Regions from separate parts of the Mus musculus genome. Here all the other regions are linked to region 1. The links are chromatin loops, found by intact Hi-C in ENCODE. Cell type or tissue: left cerebral cortex. All regions are shown on one strand.

Evidence for each region. Hi-C counts contacts between places; a loop is a spot of excess contacts. Peaks named below come from ENCODE experiments on the same cell type or tissue, not always from the same donor. Only the 100,000 strongest peaks of a DNase experiment are listed, where the experiment ranks them.
Region 2: a loop joins it to region 1, with 3 times the contacts of the local background. A loop is called at or near these places in 2 of 42 quality-filtered maps.
Region 3: it touches region 1 in a loop (7-fold over the local background); 21 of 42 quality-filtered maps call a loop at or near these places.
Region 4: it touches region 1 in a loop (2.9-fold over the local background); 2 of 42 quality-filtered maps call a loop at or near these places.
Region 5: a loop joins it to region 1, with 4 times the contacts of the local background. A loop is called at or near these places in 6 of 42 quality-filtered maps.
Region 6: it touches region 1 in a loop (7-fold over the local background); 19 of 42 quality-filtered maps call a loop at or near these places.

The regions. Positions count from the first base shown.
Region 1 is chr13:93,717,000-93,720,999 of GRCm38, forward strand. It overlaps Dmgdh (dimethylglycine dehydrogenase precursor), which reads left to right. Exons shown (of 16, transcript NM_028772.3): 13 at 556-713; 14 at 3,560-3,619. AW495222 (expressed sequence AW495222) reads right to left here and starts at 2,176. Exons shown (of 3, transcript NR_045086.2): 1 at 1,885-2,176. In left cerebral cortex, a CTCF peak has its summit at 2,166 (motif pointing left); DNase peaks (open chromatin) are centred at 1,718 and 2,155; H3K4me3 peaks cover 324 bases; H3K27ac peaks cover 623 bases.
Region 2 is chr13:93,433,761-93,437,760 of GRCm38, forward strand. Jmy (junction-mediating and regulatory protein) reads right to left here. Exons shown (of 11, transcript NM_021310.3): 11 at 1-1,659. Among named protein-coding and RNA genes, the nearest start is that of Gm6109, 13 kb to the right of the region's middle. In left cerebral cortex, a CTCF peak has its summit at 1,930; a DNase peak (open chromatin) is centred at 3,546.
Region 3 is chr13:93,611,212-93,615,211 of GRCm38, forward strand. No RefSeq gene overlaps it. Among named protein-coding and RNA genes, the nearest start is that of Gm31977, 15 kb to the left of the region's middle. In left cerebral cortex, CTCF peaks have their summits at 1,915 (motif pointing left), 2,753 and 3,861 (motif pointing left); a DNase peak (open chromatin) is centred at 1,913; H3K27ac peaks cover 196 bases.
Region 4 is chr13:93,448,780-93,452,779 of GRCm38, forward strand. All of the region lies in intron 7 of Jmy (junction-mediating and regulatory protein), which reads right to left. Gm6109 reads left to right here. Exons shown (of 1, transcript XM_884704.8): 1 at 1-111. The coding sequence ends at 56. Among named protein-coding and RNA genes, the nearest start is that of Gm6109, 2.4 kb to the left of the region's middle. In left cerebral cortex, a CTCF peak has its summit at 1,871 (motif pointing left); no DNase peak of the experiment used is centred here.
Region 5 is chr13:93,301,745-93,305,744 of GRCm38, forward strand. Homer1 (homer scaffolding protein 1) reads left to right here and starts at 2,013. Exons shown (of 10, transcript NM_147176.4): 1 at 2,013-3,558. The coding sequence starts at 3,554. In left cerebral cortex, CTCF peaks have their summits at 1,635 and 2,137; DNase peaks (open chromatin) are centred at 1,893, 2,668, 3,100 and 3,426; H3K4me3 peaks cover 3,026 bases; H3K27ac peaks cover 3,071 bases.
Region 6 is chr13:92,750,025-92,754,024 of GRCm38, forward strand. It overlaps Thbs4 (thrombospondin 4), which reads right to left. Exons shown (of 22, transcript NM_011582.3): 21 at 2,330-2,469; 22 at 1,562-1,788. The coding sequence ends at 1,727. Among named protein-coding and RNA genes, the nearest start is that of Thbs4, 43 kb to the right of the region's middle. In left cerebral cortex, CTCF peaks have their summits at 1,144 (motif pointing right), 1,872 (motif pointing right) and 3,128 (motif pointing right); DNase peaks (open chromatin) are centred at 1,162, 1,922 and 3,889; H3K4me3 peaks cover 256 bases; H3K27ac peaks cover 1,199 bases.

The DNA of each region.
Region 1 (4,000 bases):
CTACCCGGCCCCAGACCTCCAGCGTGTGCTTTTTAAAAATGTGAATTCCGGGCAAACTTGGATCTTCGTGCTTACCCACATGATAAGTACTGTCTGAACTTGCTCCTCACCCTCTTTAAAGTTGTTATTTTGTTGTGTTTTATTTTTAAACAGTGTCTCAGTAGCCAAGGCTGGCCCTGGGCTCACAAACCTCTCTCAGCTTTCTGAGTGTCGGGATCACAGATGCCCTCCCATACCCAGACGAACCCTGTGAAAACATGTGTTAGTTGTTTACTACCGTTGCCCTGGAAACTTTGGAGGCTCGTATGGGGCCAGGGTCCGGGCTAAAAAGTGAATCTGACTGCTCTCTGTGCAGGAGTCTCTCTGTGCAGGAGTCAGGCTTACACACAAATGGTCACTGAACTGACTGCTCCTTGTGAGCTGTTCTTTTAAAGACCACCAAAGGTTGCTTTGTGCTGGTGGGGTTTTCTCCTACACGTGTTAGTTAATGGATGTGAGCGCAGGCCCTGCCAGCACCACTCTCATGCCTGTGTGGGCCCTGCCTGTGCATTTCAGGTGAGCTGGGCTGGGAGCTGTACCACAGACGAGAAGATTCTGCGACGCTTTATGAGCGCATCATGAGTGCCGGCCAGGAGGAGGGCATCGGCGACTTTGGAACTTACGCCCTGAACGCTTTGAGACTGGAGAAGGCTTTCCGAGCCTGGGGCTCCGAGGTTTGCATGCTAGCATCCTCACTAACGGATGCTTACCTTACTGTATCTAATGTTGGGAGACTAGTTTTCATAGCATTACTACTATCAGTTCCAGCTAGAAGAGAAATCAAATGCCATTAAATGACTTTGAGTAGGGAAAGAACTCCCCTGCCTCTCTGCTTTCCAGATGAGCACTGACTGGGTTTGGGGGTAACGTTTATTCTGCCTTAATTCCCCCTGCTTAGTGGTGAACCCCAGACATTTTCTGGCAGGCACACGCCAGAGGATCTGAGTATCACCTCTCACATCCTTGCTTTCCCTCTGTTACGTTTCATTTCCCTCTCACAATCATCCTTAGGCGAACTAATGTCCTTTTCTTTTGAGGGACAGGGACAGTGGTCCCGTGTGTGTGGGTCTAGTCTTCCCCACCAGTGGGAATCAAGAGCTTCTCTGTGTACAATTGTTAACCACTTACACAACATTTTTATATGCATTGATTCTGCTTTGCTTCTGTCTTAGTTTCCTTCCTGTTTCTGTGGGGGAAAAAAATACCCTGACAGAAGCGAATTCAGGGAGAAAGGGTTTCTTTCAGTTCACAGGTCCAGGTTACAGTCCTTCAGAGTGGGGAAGTCACAGTGACAGTGGCTTGAGAGAACTGGTCATGTCACATCCATAGTCTAAAATGATTGCAAGCCCCTGGACAGCTGCTAACTGGCTTCCTGCACTTTACCCAGGATCCCCTGCCCAGGGAATGTGGTGTCCACAATTATGAAGGGTCTTCCCACATTGACTGTTGTCATCAAGATAAAGCCCCTATGCGCGTTCCCAGAAGCCCTTGTTCTATGACTTAGCTTTACCACGACTCTTATTTTGCATACATTCACTGGGTTCATTGAGCCCCCAACATCCAGATTCCTGTGACCAGGGTCCTATTTACCTTGTGGGAGAAACAAAACCCTAACTTTTACAGAGAACTGACGTTTTAGGGGCCATTGTAAACATGAGCTTCCGAGTGGGGACTCTGGGGTTTAAATCTATCCTTTACTTAACTCTTGGCTGGCTGGCCTGCTCTCTTATAAAATGGAGTATTTATCCTAAAGAATCAGCGCAGACGTAGAGATGGTTAGTAATGAGCCGAACAAACACACTATACAGTTAATTTCTAGGTTAACCTGAGAGCTCAGGTACTTACCCTTGGGCCTTCTCATTGATGCAAGCTTGCAGGAAGCCGGTCCTGCCTGCTGCAGCGAACTCAAGTTTACAGCCAGGACTCAGGCAAGGCCAGCTGCCCTCAGAAAACAAAACAAATTTGTCCCCATGCTCAGGAAAAAGGACAGAGAAGCCACCCCTTGAGAGTTAAACATCGCTGTATTCTAGCCTCAATTTTTCTGATGTTTTTGGTTTTTTTGTTTTTCCTTCTGCTTCCTCTCCCTGGGCTCCATTTTAGGGTCCTCTTTCCCAACAGTGCCAGAGCGCCCTCTAGTGCAGAAACATCGGCGAAGTCGCTCTGTTTCCCTGAAAAAAAAAATCTCTAATTTTGGCAGACTGAAAAATAATTTCAGAGTAACTCAAACTAATTTAGGAAATATGAGAACACTTTTATGTGGTGTAAAGTAGTCTTACGTTTATCTAGTTTATGTCGACTCTTTGGGAGGTTAGAGCAGGCAGTTCTCATTCCCATAAAGAAATGAACAACAAAAAACCCGACTTCCAGAAAGGTCCTCTGCTCATTAACACTTAACTGAGTACATCGAGGTATTCTGTTCCCATTTCTATACATTTAGCAGTTCCTCCTGAGTTCATCTCTTTCATTTCCCCTCAGTTCTCATCGTATAAATTAGAATCTTCAAAAACCCCTTAAAAACAAAACAGTGATAAAAACCCCCTAACTTCATTCAGGTTTAGAACTAAATATTGGATTTCCCCTGAATTGATGCATCCTATCTCGAGTCAGCTAGTTCTGAGCTTTAATCCTCCCTTCCCGTTTTCTTTCTAGAACTCTGCAAAAGCCAGTGTTCTGTCACCTGCTTTCCCCTCTTTACCCCCATTCATGGCTAAATGCAAGCTAAGCAAAGTTACTTGTTACTTTTTTAAAAACACAATTATGTAATTAAAATTATTACATAACATACATGAGATTCTTGTTTGTGAAACACCATGTACTAGCCTTCAAATATTTATTAAGGTAAAAGATCGGAGGCCAGAGAGATGGCTCAGTGGTTAAGAGCACTGTGTGTGCTTCTCCTGCAGAGAAGCAGAGGTCAGTTCCCAGCATCCTCGATGGGCAGCCCCGTTACTTCAGTTCTGGGAGAGCACACCTGCACACACCCACACGCAGACATGAACACATACATGTACACGCAATGAAAACAGATAAATTCATTAACACCTTTAAAATAAAAGAGCAGTGGAAACCAACCCAATGTTCAGTCTCTGTGTTTGCCATATTTAAAAATAACAGCATTTGCCAAAGGCTTCATTTGAATGGAAAATACTGCTTCAGAGACTAGTCCATAATTGGTCTTTTAAAGAATCTTTACTCAAAAACCATCCAGTGTCCTTAATTCTGGGGAGACTAATATAAGAAAGTGATGTCTCTGTTTCTATCATTGTTATGCATCAGCTCAAGGTGGGAGCCAGTGTTTGCCAGTATTTGCTGAGTGAAGGTAATGGGTTTGTTTCTGTTTTAGTAATCTCTTCATCTCCCCTCGCCCTGTACTTGCTGGGAGTGGTGGTGAACTCCTTTAATCCCCTACCTGGAGGAAGAGGCAGGCAGATCTCTCTGAAGTCCTTTTAAGGACAGCGCAGTTCTTCAGTGAACCAAATTAGCAGGCTCACCTGGGATTCAAAACCTGTTTCCCTTCCAGATGAACTGTGACACAAACCCCTTGGAAGCTGGGCTGGAATATTTCGTGAAGCTGAATAAGGTATGTTTACGTTCCCCAGGGTGTATGAAATGAATGTGAAGGTGATGGCAGTGTTTTACGACAGAGCCACGCTTTCTTTAAAACTTAGCCAAGTGTGACTACAGAAGAAACGAGTTGAATATAAATACTAAACATGGCTTGATGCTCCGTGTGAATTATCCGCCGTAATTTGATCAGCTTCACTGTGGAAGAGCCTGGAGACGTAAGGCAGCAGAACTCAACTTCTTTAAGGGTTAAGACTTAAAACCCAAGGCGCTGGAGAGATGGCTCAGTGGTTAAAAGCACTGACTGCATTTTTCAGAGAACCTGGGTTCAAGTCCCAGCACCCACGTGGCACCTCACAATTATCTGTAATCCCAGTTCCAGGGCATCCCACACCCT
Region 2 (4,000 bases), 280 kb before region 1:
TGGCTGATTTTTAGAACATTTGTAAGTTTTGAAGCTTTTCAAATATTTCTTTATCTAGCCAATGACTCTTTGGGTTAAACACATTTTGGTGCTTTACTGGGGGTATAAAGGACACACAGATCATCTTAGAATGAGGCTTATATATCAGAGCTCTTTTAATTGTTGCGGACAAGATGTGTGAATTATGCTTGGACTAAAACCAATATATAAAGTAATTGCTACATGAGCTCCCAGTCTCATCAATAAACATGAATGTTTTAAGTGCAAAAATTTGGTTTTCTATAACCCGTTACAAGAATCTTTTTCATAATTAAAGAAACACATCTCTTAAAAGTGACCAGGAAGCCATGTTCCTGGAGGAAAACTATGGCGGGCATTGAGAGGCTTTCGCTTCTGGGAAGATTCTGGGCAACGCCGGGAAAGAACTTTCTACAAATGAAGTTCTTTTTGGTATTTCAATTCCTCCATATAAAGCACACACTACAATGTACTGTAAACTGGGTCCAGCATATCTGCCCTCATGCATGTTCACATAATCAAACCAATGACAATCCCTGCCGGCCCCGTTCATAAATGGACCCTTTAAGATACAGCCAGGTCAGCATTGGATCTACACATGTGAGTTTAAAGATTTAGTGACAGCAACAAACGTTCTCCTAAAGTTCTATACACAGAATAAAAAAACAAAAAACAAAACCACTAAAATGCCAGCTGGAGGCTTCGGGCCCAGCTGCCTTCTGGACCTTTACTGAATACATGCTCCTCACCACGGAGCATAACAATAAAAACGTAACCGGGTGCACGGCTTGTAATTTGAATCCCCACTGTTGAATCCTGCTTTTTTGATTCTCAATAGGAAAGTCTTGAGTTATAGTAATCAAGCAGTAGTTCAAACAAAAAGACTAAAAATAACATTATCAAATTACAAAGCATTGCTTCTCATAAACAGGATGCACATAAAATTCAAACTATTCTAAATTCAGAATTATGAAACGCTATTTTAAAAGCATGGAAATTTTAACTTCAAATTCTTACAAAATGTAAGACTGTGGCCTCTTAAAAATATGCCTTGTTAAATGTGTCGTGTTCTGGTGCACACATTGATAGGTATATCTCCACTGGCTTCTCAGATACTGAACTTCTCTGGAGATGAATAATGTGGAAATTTTAAGTGCATTTCATGGTTTTTTTTTAATTCCTGACCATAACTACCTTGATCAATGTCTTCTGTAGCATGTCTCTCTGTCTCTACAAGCTGACATGGAAGCGGCTGTGCTTCAGCACAGATCTTCTCAGTTCACTGAAAGATGAATCCCAAAGTAGCTCGTACAGCAGACCTCTGCCAACCCAGTGTTCTTCCAATTCATAGCAATGGGACTGGCCACTATGAGATTATGATTGGGCAGATGGGGAGGAGGGGTGGGGAAGGAACAGCCGTCTCCAGGAGGCTTGTTCTCTCTGCAGTCGGGAACATTGCACTATCAATGAGAGGGACTGGACAGTAGTAACCTCCCGTTTGTGCTTCCTTTTTCAAACCACTTTGTCAATATACTCAGGACATAATGGAATCCAATTGTGGGACCAAGAGCTTAGATTTTTTCCCCAAAGGAACCAGAGCCAGTCTTCATCCATGGGTATTTTTCTTCTCTCTTAAGTCACCTGTTTGCAAACAAAATGATACAATATTAGAACAAAATGCCTGTAGGACATAAGTCAGTTCCCTCCCACTCTTGGAAATACCTTCAATGCACACTTGTTTTAATAGTCACCTATGTGGTAATGGTATAGGGTTTCCTTTAAATAAAATGTTTATAATTTTTAAGTTAGATGTTATTTTATGTGTATGAGTGTTTGCCTGAGTATGTCTAGGTACCATGTGCATTCAGTGCCTGTGGAGGCCACAAGAGGATGTCAGATCCCCTGTGACTGAAGTTACCTACTGAGCTGCCATGTCGGTACTGTGAATTATATACAGGGCCTCTGGGAAAGCAGGCGATGATCTTAACAGTTGAGCCACCTCTCCAGCCCCATGATGTTTGTATTCTTAAAGTAGTAAGAATAAAAGTCATTTCATATAGATTTTGGTCACTATTTTTTTTTTCCATTTTTTATTAGGTATTTAGCTCCTTTACATTTCCAATGCTATACCAAAAGTACCCCATACCCACCCACCCCCACTCCCCTACCCACCCACTCCCCCTTTTTGGCCCTGGCGTTCCCCTGTACTGGGGCATATAAAGTTTGCGTGTCCAATGGGCCTCTCTTTTCAGTGATGGCCGACTAGGCCATCTTTTGATACATATGCAGCTAGAGTCAAGAGCTCCGGGGTACTGGTTAGTTCATAATGTTGGTCACTATTGAGAGTGTTGGATTCCCTTTTGTTTCTGCTCCTCTTAGGAAAGTAACACCCATTAAATGGGTGTCTTTAAACTTCAATACAGGCAGATAGGTTTTATCAACTGGCCTATTAGAGGAAGTTTAGATAAAAACCATTCTTTAAATATACACCAACAAGAAACATGTTTCTGAAGTTATACATGGGCACTGAGTATCTGAAACATAGCTTGTGTGACTCAGAAGCTAACCAATTTTAGACTATAAGGCTCATATTTTTCCAATAAGTATATTTTTGTTTTGATAGGATACTTCACTGAGATGTGCTAGCAGGAATTACAACATAAAAACAGCATCTGAATCAAAACCTGGGTTTTGGGGCCTTAAATCTAAAAGGCTAAGTGCAGAGGGGTAACTATTCAAAATGTTATGTCACCTGCATACTGAAAGGTATTGTTGTAGCCCCTGTCAGATAAACATTATTAGGATAAATTTCTTGTGTTCCCTTTTCTGCAGCTTTCTTAGAATGATATATGTGCCCCATTTTCTTTTCACAGTTATACTTAGAAGTTTGAGAAAGGGCTGGAGAGATGGCTTAGCGGGTAAGAGCACTGACTGCTCTTCCAAAGGTCCTAAGTTCAAATCCCAGCAACCACATGGTGGCTCACACCATCGGTAATGAGATTTGATGCCATCTTCTGGTGTGTCTGAATGTACTACAATGTACTTACATATAATAATAAATAAATCTTTTTAAAAAAAGATGAAATTTGAGAAAGACCCTACATGAGACAAATCAGAACCTTGTCATAAATTATAATTCTGTCTCATGAAGCTACTTCAGGACACTGTTAGCCATGGCTATCTCTGGGAAGCCTTACAGTAGGATGAGGCAGAGCAACATTCATCTTTCAAAAGGAACTCTAAAACTTTCAAAGGTGTATAGATCACACATCTGCTGATTGTTTCAATACTTTAAGAACTACCAGCCCCTTGCAGTCCCTCACACAGTGTCCTGACACTCATGGCCAGACATGTAAATCACCTCAGCTGAAATATACAGATGCTGAGGCCCTGCCTTACGTGTCAGCCAAGACCTGGTGAGATGGGAGAAGACAAGCATGGAAATGCTGGCAGAAGCTGCCGTAGCAAAAGAACTAAGGATAGCGAGCGAGCAGTGGTGACTGGCTGAGATACACGTGTAAGCAGCAAGAGAAGCCACAGGAGACATAGCAGGAGCAAGAACAATAAAGAGGGAGGTGATACATGAATATCTACTATGGAAGAGACTCTAGGAAGACAACCCGAGCCTCTGAATATCAACACACTAATGAGAAACACTGAGGTCTGTATACTCCTCTATGTTTCTTAAGAAAATAAATGCCAGTCTTTTTTATAAAGTACAGTATAATATACACATATGTGAGCAAAACAGTTGAAATCAGGGCCTCTGCACACAACAGCAATAAAGGGAAACACGGGGGGAAGGCAATGCTCAACCACATGCCGGAGAGAGTGTGATGTTAGCCTGTGTGTGAGCTTGAGGGGCACGGTGCAGGGAAAGGTGTTTTCCGAATGCACCTCTAGGTCCTAAAGTAACAGGTAACAATCCTTTTAGGAGTAATGCTTTGTTTGAATACTTCATATTTTATTGCACCAAGTTTTA
Region 3 (4,000 bases), 110 kb before region 1:
AATAAGTACAGAATGAGGCCGAGGAGGTCTAACCAAATTGGCTCAGAAAACAATATTTATGCACTCTATAAACAGCACATTAATAGTTTCGTGTAACTGGTGATTGCTAAAGATATTTTACGGATTTGGGGAGGTTTGTTGTTGTTGTTGTTGTTGTTAAAAATAAGCTAACTCTTTCCTTTGAAAGCTTATTTTTGCAGAGTTGGTGGTGCACACCTTTAAGCCCAGCGCTTGGGAGGCAGGCTGAGGCAGGTGAGTTCAAGGATAGCCTGGTCTACAAAGTGAGTTCAAGGACAGCTAAGGAAACCCTGCCTCAAAGCAAGCAAACAAACAAACAAACAAACAAGAAAGTAAAGCTTATTTTTATGTAAAAATGTACATAGGAAACTCACACATTTAAAAGTAAACAGAGGTCAAATAACTCATTAAAGCTATCATGACTTTAATGGTATATAGATTAATCAAATTTAATGACAAACTATAAAGCTAAACTAAGAATCAAATAGAACTGAGAGACTCCCATTCATTATCCCTCCTCCTCCTCTTCTTCCTCCTCTTCCTCCTCCTCTTTCCCCCTCCTCCTTCCCTCTTCCCCTCTTCCTCCTTCCCCTCCTCCCCCTCCCTTCTACCCCTCCTTCCCTTCCCCCTTTCTCCTCCATTTTCTTTCTTTGTTGTTTTGAGACAAGGTCTTCCTATGTAGCCTATCAGCCTCAGCCTCCCTCAGGATTGGAATTCTAGGGATACATCAGTACACTCAGTGTGTTCAATTTTCATCACTGAGAAAACAAACAACCACCAACAAGAGTAACCCAGAATGGCCCAATTAGGTTTTTTTTTTTTTTTTTTTGAAAGCAGCACAAATTCTTTACTACACATTAAGGATAGCCACTTTCGTCCCAAGAATCTTGCATGATCATCCTAAGCAGCCTTGACTTATCATAAAAGGATAATTATCAGTAAAATACAGTTTGGCTAGTTTTCCTCTCTCTTTCTCTCTCTCTCTCTCTCTCTCTCTCTCTCTCCAGTTTAGTTGTGTTCCACTGGGTCAGCACTATTTCTGTAGCTCACAGCAGTACAATGATGACATCTGTCTCCTTCATTTTTTACTCCCTTTTTTTCAGTCTCCAAGGCCAACAGAGTGCCTCCAGGTGCTTAGAAACCAGAAACATTTGTGGCTGTTACTTCTCTCCTGTGTCGCGGGTGTCCTGCCCTACCTACTGCCTTTGTGACAAATCCTTGCATTTGAAAGTCATCGATGTTTTGCTGTTTTTAAGAGGCTGAACATTCGTTAGGAAGATGTTGAGAAACTTGAGACTCTTCATCCGGTAGCTTTTTGTTTTGTTTTTTTGTTTTTCGAGACAGGGTTTCTCTGTGTAGCCCTGGCTGTCCTGGAACTCACTTTGTAGACCAGTCTGACCTCGAACTCAGAGATCCGCCTGCCTTTGCCTCCTGAGTGATGGGATTAAAGGCGTGCACCACCATGCCCGGCTCCGGTAGCTCTTTAACACAAGATCGCGCGTGCCTACCCCTGAAGCAGCTCATGGGTGCTTCTATTTTCCTTTTTTATTGCTTTGGTAGGCAGCTTGTGGGAAGTCCAGAGTGGATGAGGGCATGCTGTTCAGTAACGGTGGCTATTTGGGAAAACAATCTGAAAAGTTGATAAGCACGTGAGTGTGCTCACAGCGGGGGAGAATTCTAGGGAATCTGGTTGGAGACATATAAGGCTTTTCTTGCTGGGTTAGCTGTCCTGGATGTTATCCAAAGATTCACATGTCTTAGGACTAGGGGGAAAAAAACTGCCCAAAACAAAAAGGGATACAGACATTTCTGCCAAGTAACATGAATCTATGCCCATGAAATAGCTCTTGAAAGCAAAGCCAGGGCTTTTCAGGTCTTCCCTGCTGGTGAGCTGCTGCCCCCATCTGGAAACGTTGGGAACTGAAGTTTTTTATTTGTTCCAGGCCAGGTCTCATTCTCTAGGGGCTGCCTTTGTCCTGTGCAAATGTGTTTTTGCTGAAGTTTGAAGAAGTGCCATAATCTGATAAGTTTATTCAGTTTCTGTCGAATCCGAATAACTCCAAGGATTTTTATTTCCCCGGGTCGAAGATGTCTCCTTAGCTTCGGGAACCATCTGTTCTGGCTCCACTCTCCTAAGAGGCTAAGTTAACCACCGCATCCTCCTTGGCAGCCCTGAACTAGCAAGGAGCGCTTCCTGACTTGGCATCTTGCCTAAAAGTATCTGCCCTTAAAAGGTAGCGTTTGGACTTTGATGGTCAGGACTTGGGCTCTGATTCCACATTGGAAAGAGAGGCCCCTTGGTCTTGCAAACTTTATGTGCCTCAGTACAGGGGAACGCCAAGTCCAAGAAGTGGGAGTGGGTGGGTAGGGAAGTGTGTGTGGGGGGGGAAGGTATGGGGGACTTTTGGGATAGCATTGGAAATGTAAATGAAGAAAATTCCTAATTAAAAAAAAAATCTTTAGCCGGGTGGTGGTGGCACACACCTTTAATCCCAGCACTTGGGAGGAAGAGGCAGGCAGATTTCTGAGTTCGAGGCCAGCCTGGTCTACAGAGTGAGTTCCAGGACAGCCAGGGCTATACAGAGAAACCCTATCTCGAAAAAAAAAAAAATCTTTATACTTAACTCAAATAAACTCTTAGGCCTTAAATGAGCCTTCTCTTTTAATGAGTTCTGGGAGCAATATGCGCTTGGAGGAGAGACTGAGTATATATTTTTTAAAGTCAGATGGAGAAGCCCACCACTAGGAGCCAGTGTTGATATACAGTTCAAGAATAGCTTAACCATCGTCGTTCCTTCTGATGACATTTTTTAAATCAAAGGATAGAAAAATGATGAAAGGCTATGATATTCTGTGCTGTAATAAAGTTCTGGAAAGGATATTAAAGGGAAATACATTTTTCAGAGTAAGACATCTGGAAGTCCAGTAGCCTTTCTATCATCTAAGATGGAAAAATACTGAGCTTGCTTTGAGAATGTAAGAGAGATAGAAGATAGCAGTTGGCAAAGAAAACCAGGTTGGGCTCTAAATGCATTAGCTCTGTATTCTGGGAGCAGGGAATTAACTGCTAAAAAATTCTACAAGTTTGTTTTTTTTTTTTTCCAACTTCAAACACATTATCTGTTTTAATATTCTAGCATTCCAATGAAGTAAACAGTGCTGCTATTTTTTATAGCTGGAGAAATTGAGGTGTAGATATTTTGTACAGGACTAGAATTACAGAGCCACAACGAGTCAAGTGGAATCAAAACAGCCTCATGTCTCATTTGTCTTTTTTATTGTTTGAAAATTGTATGCACAGTCCACTCCCTCCCAGCTCCTCCCATATCCCCGTCTCTCAACTTCATGCCGTCTTTTTAACATCCACTGAGTGCAGTAAGTGCTGCCAGGACGTTGTTGGGTATGGAGCGGGGGGGGGGGGGGGGGGGGGGCAAAGGCAGGAGCATACAAATGACTGGCCTGGCAAGGTCAGCCCCCCTCCCCCACTCCACTGGAGCAAAGGTGGCATGAATGCTGGGAAAGTAGCCAGTCACTTCCTCATTGGACTGTGGAGTATTCAGTCCCAGAGTAATTTATCTCACTCCCGTCTCCCTAAGGCTTAGGTATCATCAGGAAACAGGGTGTGGAAAGAGTGAAGCAACTAGAGGTAGTACCAGGAAAGAGTATGACTTAGCTAGGATTCCTTTTGCTTTTCAGATCTGTTTTCCTTTTTTAAAAAAAATTTTTAGGGCTGGTGAGATGGCTCAGTGGGTAAGAGCACCGACTGCTCTTCCGAAGGTCTGAAGTTCAAATCCCAGCAACCACATGGTGGCTCACAACCACCCGTAATGAGATCTACTGCCCTCTTCTGGTGCATCTGAAGACAGCTACAGTGTACATATAATAAATAAATAAATCTTTAAAAAAAAAAAATTTTTTTAGTTTACACTGTAGCTGTCTTCCGACACATCAGAAGAGGGCATCAGATCCCATTACAGATGAT
Region 4 (4,000 bases), 270 kb before region 1:
ACCCAGGTGATTCTGATATTATTAGAAGCATGCCAGAACAGACTGGTGAGAAGTAAACAAGAAAGTTTTCCTTTAATAAAACTTTGCCAGAGCTCCTTTTGAAAAAAAAAAGACAGAATGTTTCTATGTAATCCATGCTGGTCTCAATTTTTCGGTGATCTCCCTGCTTTTATTTGCAAAATGCTAGGATTAGAGTTGTGTACCACCTTATCTGTGAAGGATGTTTCTAATGGGAAAACACAATTTGCTTTCTGACCATACTTTTCTTATTTAGGAACTTGTTAGGGGTAGTGCTAGTCAGCAAGCAAACCACATTCTCTTCAGGATTTTAGAGTGAGTATTAGATGTTAAACTCCCCTCGGAGCTGCACTTCGAGACAGGGTTTCTCTGTGTAGCCCTGGCTGTCCTGGAACTCACTTTGTAGACCAGGCTGGCCTTGAACTCAGAAATTCGCCTGCCTCTGCCTCTCAAGTGCTGGGATTATAGGCGTGCACCACCACACCTGGCCCGGAGCTGCACTTTTAACTTATGTGGTTTCTATGGAAAACTTAACAATACGGTTAATGTATTAGGAGTTATATTTTAAATGCTATTATCACCCAAGAAATTCCAACAAAGATAACGTAAGTTTCAAAAGAGGCTTTGAGAGGCATTTACCAATTGTAATCAATTGAAGATTCTAAGCATGCACAACCTGAGATTTATGAGCCATGCACATGAGCGTGCAGCTGAATGCAGGCCAGGACAACGCTGAATGATGTCCTCCAACACAAACAATGCAAACTTACAGCATTATGCCATCGGGGAGGACTGCGTAGTTTGCGTGTGAATTTGAGGTAACTCGAATGGCCACGCCTGAAGCCGACTCTCCTTTCCCTGACTGTGTATGTTTTACAATGACTTACCTTGTTTCTGTTTCCCTCCATCACATCACATGTTCTATCTAATTCTGAGGTTTGGTCAAATTTTAAGATAACATTTATCTCTGAGATTCCTGTTTTTATTTCTTTCTTTGTCCTTAGAAAATTCTTTGTGGACAAATTTAAGAATAGAATGTCAGTAACTAAGCTAAGAACCCAGGTACAAATGAGAATGGGGCACCATCATTACCAGTTCGATTCCTTGTCTAACTCTACACAGCACTTTCTGACCCACAGACTTAGAAATGAAAGGGCAATAATTAATTTGCTATTTCTAGCTAAGAGAAAGACAGTCATATAATTTAAGGATAAGTGACTAATATCCTGTTTAATTATGATAATAAGGGACAGCTTTAGCTAAATTGTGCCAAATTAGCTTAAGGAACTAAAAATGAACTAAAGTTTACTGATCTTTAGGGTGATGCCAAAGGAAGAAAAGAAGCTTTAAAATAAGCAAGTGCAGAAAAATATAGCCATCCTAGCATTTTTGGTACTCAATTATTTATAAGCTACATGTGTTGATTAATATATCAAAACCCACTGCTATCAGAACTCACTGTATGTAAATATGATATAGTACCATAATGGGAAAGGAGGAAATTCCTAATGTAGCTCACATAATGTAAACTAGTTAGTTACACACAGCCACTTGGGAATGTAGGACAGCAGTAATTTCTCAGCGTGACAAACATGACATCATACCCAATAGTAAGAAGACAAAGCTTTCTGCTAACTGGAAAAGGCCAAGGTGTCCCAGCTAGAGGTCCTAGCTAATGTAGTAAGACAAGAAAATGAAATAAAGAAAATGAAATATACCACTAGAAAATATAAAATTCTGGGCTGGAGAGATGGCTCAGCAGTTAAGAGCACTGACTGCTCTTCAAGAGGTCCTGAGTTCCCAGTAACCACATGGTGGCTCACCACCACCTATAATGAGATCTGATGCCCTCTTCTGTTGTGTCTGAAAACAGCTACTGTGTACTCATCATATATATAAAAATAAAGTAAAATCTTTTAAAAAGAAGGAAATATAAAATTCTAATAAATAGGAAAATTAGTCCATGTTTGTAAACAGTAAAATTCAATAAAATTGCTTCTTCTCAATTTTATCAAGAGTCTCAATTGCAAATTATCTTGTGGTATTCTAAACTTTAGGCAGACTGCAAGGAAAAGCCTAGGGTTAATAAAACAACCTCTAAACAGACCCTTAGAGACAAGGTTACCTGACCTTTGACTAAAGGACAAAGGCAATGCCATGGAACATAAGCAATTTGTCCAACAAGTGGTGCTGAGGCAAACAGACATGAGCATGCCAAAAGGGGATGTAAACACCTTAGACTTTCCAGACAACTTAACTCAAAACAGGTTGTAGGGCTAAGTGTAAAATGTAAAGCACAAAAGCCTTACAGTGTTTAAATAAGAGATACAATGTACTGGCTAGTTTTGTGTCAACTTGACACAGCTGGGGTTATCACAGAGAAAGGAGCTTCAGTTGAGGAAATGCCTCCATGAGATACAACTCTAAGGCATTTTCTCAATTAGTGATCAAGGGGGAAAGGCCCCTTGTGGGTGGGACCATCTCTGGGCTGGTAGTCTTGGGTTCTATAAGAGAGCAGGCTGAGCAAGCCAGGGGAGGCAAGCCAGTAAAGAACATTCCTCCATGGCCTCTGCATCGGCTCCTGCTTTCTGACCTGCTTGAGTTCCAGTCCTGACTTCCTTGGTGATGAACAGCAGTATGGAAGTGTAAGCCGAATAAACCCTTTCCTCCCCAACTTGCTTCTTGGTCATGATGTTTGTGCAGGAATAGAAACCCTGACTAAGACATACAACATAGCATGAGACACATCATAGCATGAAACACAGCAACTAGGAACTCAGGTTTGCTCAAAGTAAAATCTCTGCAGAGGACACTTAGGGATAACCGTGTACTAGGGAAAATACAGTAAAAGACATCTGATAAAGAACTCTTTTAAAACTCAACAAAAGCCAGAGTGGGTGCACACCTGGGAGGGGGGGAGGTTCTCTATATAGTGACTTTAAGGGCATGCTCTGTACGCTCTGTATGAAGTCCAGTCAAAAAGTAAAAACCCTGAGCAAGGAATCTGATGATGACAGAAAACCATGCTCAGCAGCAGTTACTTGAGAATGAGAACTAAAACGACTGAGATACTACTCTACCTATTACAACAGCTGTCAGTCATTCTGAAAACAACAAAAAGCTGAATAGGGTTTAACAATATAGAGCTCTCATTTAATGTTGGGTAAGTGCACACTAGCACATTTACTTTGTAGACAGCCTGACAGTTTCTTAAAACAATATAATCTTACCTTAGTATCCAACAATCCAAACATTCAATCTGCACTATTAGGTGAAGTAAGTCAACCTGAATATGCAACATGTGTATATTCCAAACATACATAGGGCAGTAAAATTAATCTGATCCTATAGTCACAGATTCATGTCATTTTGCACCTGATCTCACAATACCAGGCAAGAACTTCAATGTAATCAACAGGAACAATGTGCCAACACTGACCGCTACTAACTGTAACACATGTACAACTGTAATAGTAATAGAAAGCTGGAGGTGCGGCTGGGAAGGGCACATTGGAACTCTCATATGTATAATTTTATTTTGCCTAAAACTGATCTCTCATTCACTCATTCAAACATAATCATTCACAGTGGACATAATTCTCAATCAATAGTTACCCCTTTCAGACACAAGTGCAGAGAGAATCCCTATAGAAGCATCCCCTGTCAATAAAATGTCTTTGCTCCATTAGCTTAGCAGGAAATAGGAAAAGTGGATGTTCTCATATAGAGAGAGGATTTCTGAGAACAGAGTCAGGAGCAAAAGGGGAACTCTGAGGAGATGGCCGCCTAAAACCGATAAAGTGACCAGTCACGTGGCACACAGGATAATTAAGTTATGGGCTAGTCAGAGAACAGAGCCAGGCAACTGGCCGAGGCAGGTATTCACTTGGAAATCTCAGAGTTGTTATTTCTAGGAACAAAGCACACAGGTGGGAAGCCCGAAGGTTACAGATGGTGTCAAGTACACACAAGTAAGATTCTG
Region 5 (4,000 bases), 420 kb before region 1:
CACTCAGGTGTGAAGACCAGAGTTTAGATCCCTACCATCCACATAAGCCCTGAGTGGGGTTGGCTGTCCACCTGTAGCTCCTGCACTGGGAAGGCAGAGACTGGATGTGAGCCCTGAGTGGGGTGGCCATCCACCTCTATCTCCTGTACTAGGAAGCCAGAGACTGGATGCCCAGAGTAAGCTGGTCAGTTGGATTAGCCCTCCTGATAAGATGAGTTTGGTTGAGAGAGAGAGAGAGAGAGAGACCCTCCCTCCATCCATCAATAAGGTGGACAGCAATCAAGGAAGACTCCTCACGTTAAACCTGATTTCCATTCTATCGTGTACACATGTTCCAGCACATGCACACACACATGCATACACACATGTGGGAAAAAAAAGGAAAAAAAAAACTCCTCTCAGTCTTTTTAATATTTCAAATTTAAAGCAAGATCATAACTTTATAATGTTCAGGTAAATGATCAGGCAGTCTGATTAGTTATAAATTAGCCCTAACACTTTGCCAAACTCAAGCAAGAAAATGTCAATGGAAAAAAAAAGCAAAATTGTTGTTCCTTAATTAAAAAAATCATGTGTTAACATTAAAAACATGTATTAAAAACCACATATAGCAGGCAAGCAAGGGACATTCTTGTAACTGCATTGCTTAGGAGGGATTAGGGAAGAGAGCCCAGGTGTTCAAGATCTTAATCAAACAAGGCAAAACAAAACCCACCACTCCTGGCATGATCTATAGAATTTTAGCTGACTTTCTTTTGAACTGCATTGGCATTGATGTACTATTCTTCTAAGGACAATTTAATGATTTTGTAATAATATCATGTCCTGGATTTCTCGGGTCACTTCAGGTTTTGAATGAAGTGAGTTTCATGTTTCATGTCAAATGAGTTTAGTTTGTAAAATGTGGTCACTGACTCTTTGGAGTAACTGAAGTACTAATGGCCTTTAGCAGGGTGCAGCACTTCTATTTCTGAACCACAATTGTCAAGTTAAATGGAATAAAAGCAAAACTCATTCTGTGAGTCTAACCAATAAAAGGCCCTTAACAACACAGGGCCATTTTAAAACTTCATGACTTTAAAAACACAATTTCACATATGCAGCTATAAATTTATAGACGGCTAGTCATCCTTGCCACATTAAAAAAAATGAAAATATACTCGAGAGCTATTGTGCTTACAAGATTCAAAATAATCAGGAACCCAAACGTATGTTTGTGTTAATAAAGTAGGACTTTGTTTCCAGACTGTAATTCATATCCTTGGTAAGTCAGACCTAAGGTGATTCGTTGGCACTTGCGATGCTGTAGAAGGGTAATTATCTGAGGGAACTAAGTTTACTTTAATGAATTTGACTCATTATGCCTTGCAGAACCATGGCTATGCAGCGAACTGCAACATTTAGAACATTTGGAAATCTCATTCTGCTTTAATTACTATCCTTTGTAACAAGAGGTTTGCTCCTAACTCTACTCTTTTTTTTTTTTTTTTTTTTTTTTTTTAAGTTAAAACGCACGCCTTTAGGAGGGGAGAAAGCTTAAAAGTTGACTATGTTCAGAATGGTATTTAGGATTCCTAAAATTAACGGTGGTTTTCCCCGAGTCTACCAGCAGTGATCACTCTCCCTCCCACGATTCCCTGCAGGTTGGGATGTGAACAGCCCGGGGATGCTGCTGCAAACCCAGTGGGAGAGGGAGACAGGACTTTACCGGCGACACTTCGGCACTGTTGCTATGAGTGATTCATTCGCATATGGCACATTTGTGCCAAGGAAACCTCCTCCCGCCGCTTCCTTCTCCGAGCTCTCCTCAGACTGTCTCCGGCGCCTTGGCCTTTAAGGAGAAGCGAGAGAACCGGGAGCAGGTGGGCCCGGAGCAGCTCGCTCAGCCCGCCTCCCCCAGCTCTTTCCCTAATTTAGCAGTACTTCCGGCCGCGTGACATCATCCCCCGCACAAGCTGACGTGAGCGGAGGGTGACGTATGTGCGGAGAGGAGCGCGCTGACGTTGCTATTTAAAGGTCCTTCTGCGGGGAGGATGGAGACACAGCGCGAGCACCCGGCGTGCGGAGCGGACGAGGCCGTGGCGGCCCAGAGCCAGCGCAGGAGCCGAGCGCACTGCCCGTCCGCCGCCGGCCGCTAGGGGAGGGGAAGGAAAAAGGGACGGACCGACGGACCGGCCAGCTCATCCCCTCCGGTGTTGTTCCTCAGCGCCCCGGTCCGAGCCCGGGCCCCGCCTCCGCCGCGCCCCACCTCCTCCGCCGGCCTGCGGCGGCGGCAGCGCTCCGCCCCTCGAGCCGGGAGGGCCGCGCTCTCCGCCCCGCCCCGCCCCGCCCCGCCCCCTCTCCTGCTCCGCTGCCGTGCTCGTCTCACGCCGGCGGCGCGGACCGGGAAGCGGCGCCCTCGGCTGCGCTCGGTTCGGAGCCCGCTCCGTGGAGTCAGAGGCAGCGACGGGCGCCAGGCCGCCCGGGCCGACGGAGTCAGCCGCTGAGGGGAGTGTAAGGAGGCAGCGGCAGCCCCGGGAATGTGAGGCGGCGCGGAGCGGGAGAGACGAGCCGGGGTGGGGGCACGAGCCGCGGCTGCCGTGCCTCGGACGAGCCGCCAGCCTCTCGCCTCAGCGCGCGGCCGCCGGGAGCTTGGGGGCTGGGTGCAGGGGACCGCGCGGGGTTGGGTTCTCTGATTCATTCATTCTCCGCCGTCGGGAGCCCGAGGCCGCGGGTGCTGCGAGGAGAGGCGGGAAGAGGGGGCGGCCGCGAGCGGGGCTCCATTGTGCTCGGCGGGGGCCGGGAAGCCAAAGGAGGTGGGCTCGGGCCCCTGCGCTGCTCCCCGGCGGCTGCGCCCCCAGCTAGCTGCCAGCCTGGAAATGGCTCCGCTGCTGCTCCTCGGGAAAACGAATCGATCCTTCCCAGCCTTCTCTGCCTGCTCTCCACCTCCTCTCTGCTCCGAGTCTTAGGAGGACGAACATTCAAAGGACAGATTCCAATGTGGTGTGCCGTGCACATCGGGAGCGGCTGGGGTTTGCACTTCGAGATTTCTTCTATATAATTTTTTTTTTTAAACGTAAGGGAGGCAGTAGCATTGCTGCCTGTAGGATTTTTATTCAAGTGCACGTCGCGTTGGGTTGCACGCTCCACCCCCAGGGACCTGGTGTGGTGAAATTTGAACCCACCGCCTTAGCCCAAAAAGGCCGAGTAACCTGGCTGCCTGAGTGTCGTGGAAGACGTGAGCGAAATGACCAGCGAACTCATTTTTTATCAGACTTGCTGAAGCTGGCTTTTGCGTTTTTTCTACACGTACGCTTAATTTTGTGGAATAGTTAAGTGCTATATTCTCCGCGCAACCTTTTCAAATTCCAAATGTTTGAACATTTTGGTGTCAGCGCGAGTGAAATCATTTTACCGACAAGAACTAACTGAATTGTCTGCCTTGTTGAGTTGCCTCCGGAAAAGATCTCGGGGGTGGAAAAGCAACTGCAAAATAACAGACGGAGAAAATTCCTTGGAAGTTATTTCTGTAGCATAAGAGCAGAAACTTCAGAGCAAGTTTTCATTGGGCAAAATGGGGTAAGGATTTTGTGCTTATCACAGCTTTAAATCTGCTTATGCTTGTGTGGAGTTGAACGGTGGTGGTGACCATATTTTTAAATCCGATCCCTTGCAAAACGGGTACTACTTTAAATTAGAGATTTTATTTGCATTATTGTAGAGCGACACCAGAGGTCCTAATTAGAATGTGTAATGTTTGTAACTCAGTTATAGTTTTATTAATTATATATATATAAAGACAGTGCACTAGTCTACCCTGTACCTCTTAATTGATCAAACTGCTATATAGGTTACTAAAATTTTGCCATCTTAGGTTTGGTTGACGGTGTTGTTCAAAGAGAAGAGCTGCATTCTTCCAGTACTTTGTAGAAATAATCAGCTGTTACAAAGAGAGAATTGTAATGAGTAGTTAGACTCCAGTCCTTGAAACTGACCCTTTGTAAGTTGGTGCCCTGGCAGT
Region 6 (4,000 bases), 970 kb before region 1:
AGCAGAGGAGCCTCAACCCTTCAAAGCCCCGAGATTGACTGTCCGAGTGTTCAGCTCTCAGTGAGACACCTATATCAATCCCACCAAGGCAGAGGGAACATCACACAAGAGGGGACAGGAAGAAGGTGAGATCTGAAGGATGCTGCAAAGATTAAACCTAGACTCCCTAGATCTGATCAGACAACACGCCTGCCTAGTGGATGACAGTATTTTGTGTACATGCTTTGATAGGCTTCAGTGATAAGAAGTATTTCTCCAGAAGAAGATCTGGAACCTTCCTCACAGTGCCTGGTAAAACACCGAGAGGCCCAGAGCGAGAGCATCCGAATAGCTCTACAGGTACCTGTACTATAGAGTGAAGAATGAGAGTGGTAGAGCTCAGAAGCTACCTTGGTGTTAGCTGTAAAAGAGGGGTGCTTGAAAGGTAACCATTTCCTGTCATTGAGTCCCCCTCCCTGCCCAGGGATTTCGGAATTTAGGAAGGGCTGTAGATGTGTTTCACCCAGAGATTGAGAAGAGTCATTGGCAGCCATGTGAACTCTGAATACTATAGCCATGGTAAAAGTGGGAGGAATGTTTATAATTTATGATACTCTAGGGAATTATGGGAATGAAAAATACATTGCTGAGCTGTGGTTGAGGCTCAGCTGGTTTAGTATGCCTAGAATTCAATACCTAGCAGGACACGAAACCAGGTATGATGCATACCTTTAAACCTAGTATGAAGAAGTCGGGGCAGGAGGACCAGAAGCTCACGGTGATCTTTGGTCACACAGAGAGTTTGGGACCAGTCTGGTTTATATGAGAACCCATCTAAAACCATAAAATAATAATAAAATAAATTGCCAAACTTCTTTAGAATTAAATCTCAAGGGGATTTATAAAATTTCTGGGTATCTTGATTGACTACTGGAAAGTATCGGCTAGTACACAGCTGCAGAAAGCTTCTGCCCTGTACACATGGTGACTGGCTCTACTGTCATTGTCACCAGACCCTACATCCCACTGTTTTTGTTACCTCAAAGGCAGCCACTCTCCCTTCACTGCCCAGCGAATGCTTACTGGCTGTTTGCTTCCTGCCTGGTACTGTGGGATCTGAATACAGTGACAGACATAGAATGACAAGATCTGTTTTCTTCCATTTGACTCACAGGACGCTAGGGGGAGCCAAATCCGTAAGTGTCTGTGGAAGGAGGTGACAGAAAGGCTGAGGGAAGGGTGTCAGAAGAACAAGGCAAGCTTAGTTCAGGTTTCTCAGGATGTCACCTCCTCCCGAAGCCTGGGGTGGGGGTGGGGGGCTTCCCTGGAGACTACATTCCAAGAATGAGGAGTCTGTGTGAACAGAAAGCAGGCTTTAGCATGGCACTAAATAGGGTCACCCCAGAAATGACCTTTGGTTTGGCTGTCCGGTTCATACCCGTGCTCCGTGGCACACAGTACATACTCAAGGGGGTGGGGGTGGGGGAATAAAACCAATCTGGTAAGTTTATCAAGGATTCCTCAGAAAACAACACACATCACCAAAGCCTGAGCTTCCATTAGAAACGACTGAGCACCATGGTTATTAGAAATAGTCTCTTCTTTATTTCCACATTCATATAAAAAGTTTTGACGTATTTGGGCTGGTAAAAGAAAAGCCATGATAATATAAAGAGAATTATAGGAAGTTTTAAAAAAGATGTTGCTTTTGGTGTTTGAGAAGGCAGTTGTGGGATTGCTTCTTGGCTCAATTATCCAAGCGGTCGAAACTCTGGGTCTGGAACTCCTGGAAGTCCTCTGGTATGGTGTCTGCAACAAGAATCGGGGTGGTAGTTAGTTAATGAGGATCCTTCCAGGCTGGAATCATGGCCACCACATGCCGCCCAGGCCTCCTGTAGGGGGCGCTGTCAGCTCGCCTGAGACTCCCACAGGCTCGCAGCCATTTTCTACTTCAGGTTGCTTTGTTGCAAATCCTTGGCTTAAAGCCCAGCAGGGCTTATTCATAGGCCTAGGGAAAATTAGCAGGCAGAGTGCCTTTTTAGTCTGTGATTATGTTTGAGTCTAATGAAAAAGAAAGGCTGCCTGTAAATTAAACTGACGGAATTTCTCACCGAACCCCTAACTCTAAAACATGCAGTTAAATTCTATGGGTTTCAATTTTCAGATTTGGGAAGCAGGAAAGCCTGGCTCTGCCTTCCTCTTATGTTATGCAGGGTACATCACCATCACGCACGTGGTGGTGAGGCTTTGGGGCGGGGGGGGGGGGCGGGGTGGGAGGATGCATGTTATAGAAATAAGATTTCTTGGTTGCTCCCCTGTGCTGTTGAGGGGCACTCAGCATGAAGGTTACCGTTGCAGCGGTACTTGAGGTTGGACCAGATGATGTTTTCTTGAGAGAAGCAGAACACACCAAGTCGGCCTCCACGCATGGTGGTGTCTATGGTGACCCCAGAGTCAGCCACCAACTCCGAGCCTTCATAAAAGCGCACCCTGCAGAGAGCACAGGTGTCCACGGTGAGGAACATGGTGCCACTTCCGACTCTTGTACTTACCTCTTTATTCAGACATGTTGTTTTCCACTAACTCTAGTTGGTCCCTCCCCAGTGAGGTTAGAAGTTCCCCAGGACAGGAACCAAGAGTCCACGGCTCCCTAACTTGGTTTTTAACAGGCCCAGCATGGTGTCAGGTGCATAGTTCCTGGATCGGTACTTGCTGGTGAATTAAAACAAAATAGCTTGACATCACGGACAAGTGGTTTTGTGGCTTCACTGTCTTGTGAGTTATTTTCTCTGGATACTGTACCTAGAAGCCCTGCGCTTTCTTCTTTGGTCTAGCTGATTTCACTGGTGGACTCTCAGAGCCTTGATCAGTAGCTTTAGGCAGTTGTGGGGGCAATTTCAGTTGTCATAGTAGCACTGAGGGACAGAAGCCCCTGGATGCCAGCCTTCAATACCCCGGAGTGAGTTAGCCAAAGCTTGCCCTGTGCTCTGTACCCTTGTGGAGTGTCATGGGGAAGGTGAGCTGCGCCTCGCCTCGGAGAGGCAATGGCGTTTTACCCTGAGCATCATTTTCTTTTTTTTTTTTAAGATTTATTTATTATTATATATGAGTACACTGTAGCTGTCTTCAGACACACCAGAAGAGGGCATCAGATCTCATTGCAGATGGTTGTGAGCCACCATGTGGTTGCTGGGATTTGAACTCGGGACCTTTGGAAGAGCAGTCAGTGCTCTTACCCACTGAGCCATCTCTCCAGCCCGAGCATCATTTTCTTCTGCATTGATTTTAAGTTAAACTCCCCAATTAATTCCCCAGGGTAAACCAAGAAGTGCCTGAGCATGCCGTTCTGTTCGAAAATTAAGAGTTGGCTCCTGTATGGGTATTGTCAACACCACTGTAATACTTAATTCTCAGACACACTACTCTGTGTTTAAATGCCACCTTCATGTGAGTCTAGGAATGGTTCCAAGGAGCTATTTCCTTTGGTTGTATAGCAATCAATTCTTATTTCTCTGCAGTTTTAGGGTTCAGATGGACTTTTCTAAAATTATATACTTAGAAGGATCATATTTTTATAGCTCTGATTTCATTTTTGGAACAGAAAAGGCACATTGAGCTCCATCAGGTAAGGGCCTGGCCACACCTGGTCTCCCTGTGTGGTGAACAGAGGCAGGTGACACAAGGGCACAGAGAACAGAGCATGAATCAGCTCTCACTGCCTTATTTTCACTAGATGCATCCGTCTACCTGGTACCTCCCACCCTGGCTAGGAAGCTGCAACCCACATACCCCGGAGCACACCACACACGTGCTGCAAGTCTGGGGCGTGAACCCTGACTGCATTTCAACAAGAGCAGTTGAACACACAAAACAGCAGCAACAGAAACAAAACAGTCCTATAAAGAAGCCGAGGCCATCACACCAGTCCCGGGATGAACAGTTCTCTCTTGCACAGTCCGTGCCAGGCATTGTGATGAACACTAGTGAGACCCAAACCACAGAGGCTGCCCTTGTGGGACTC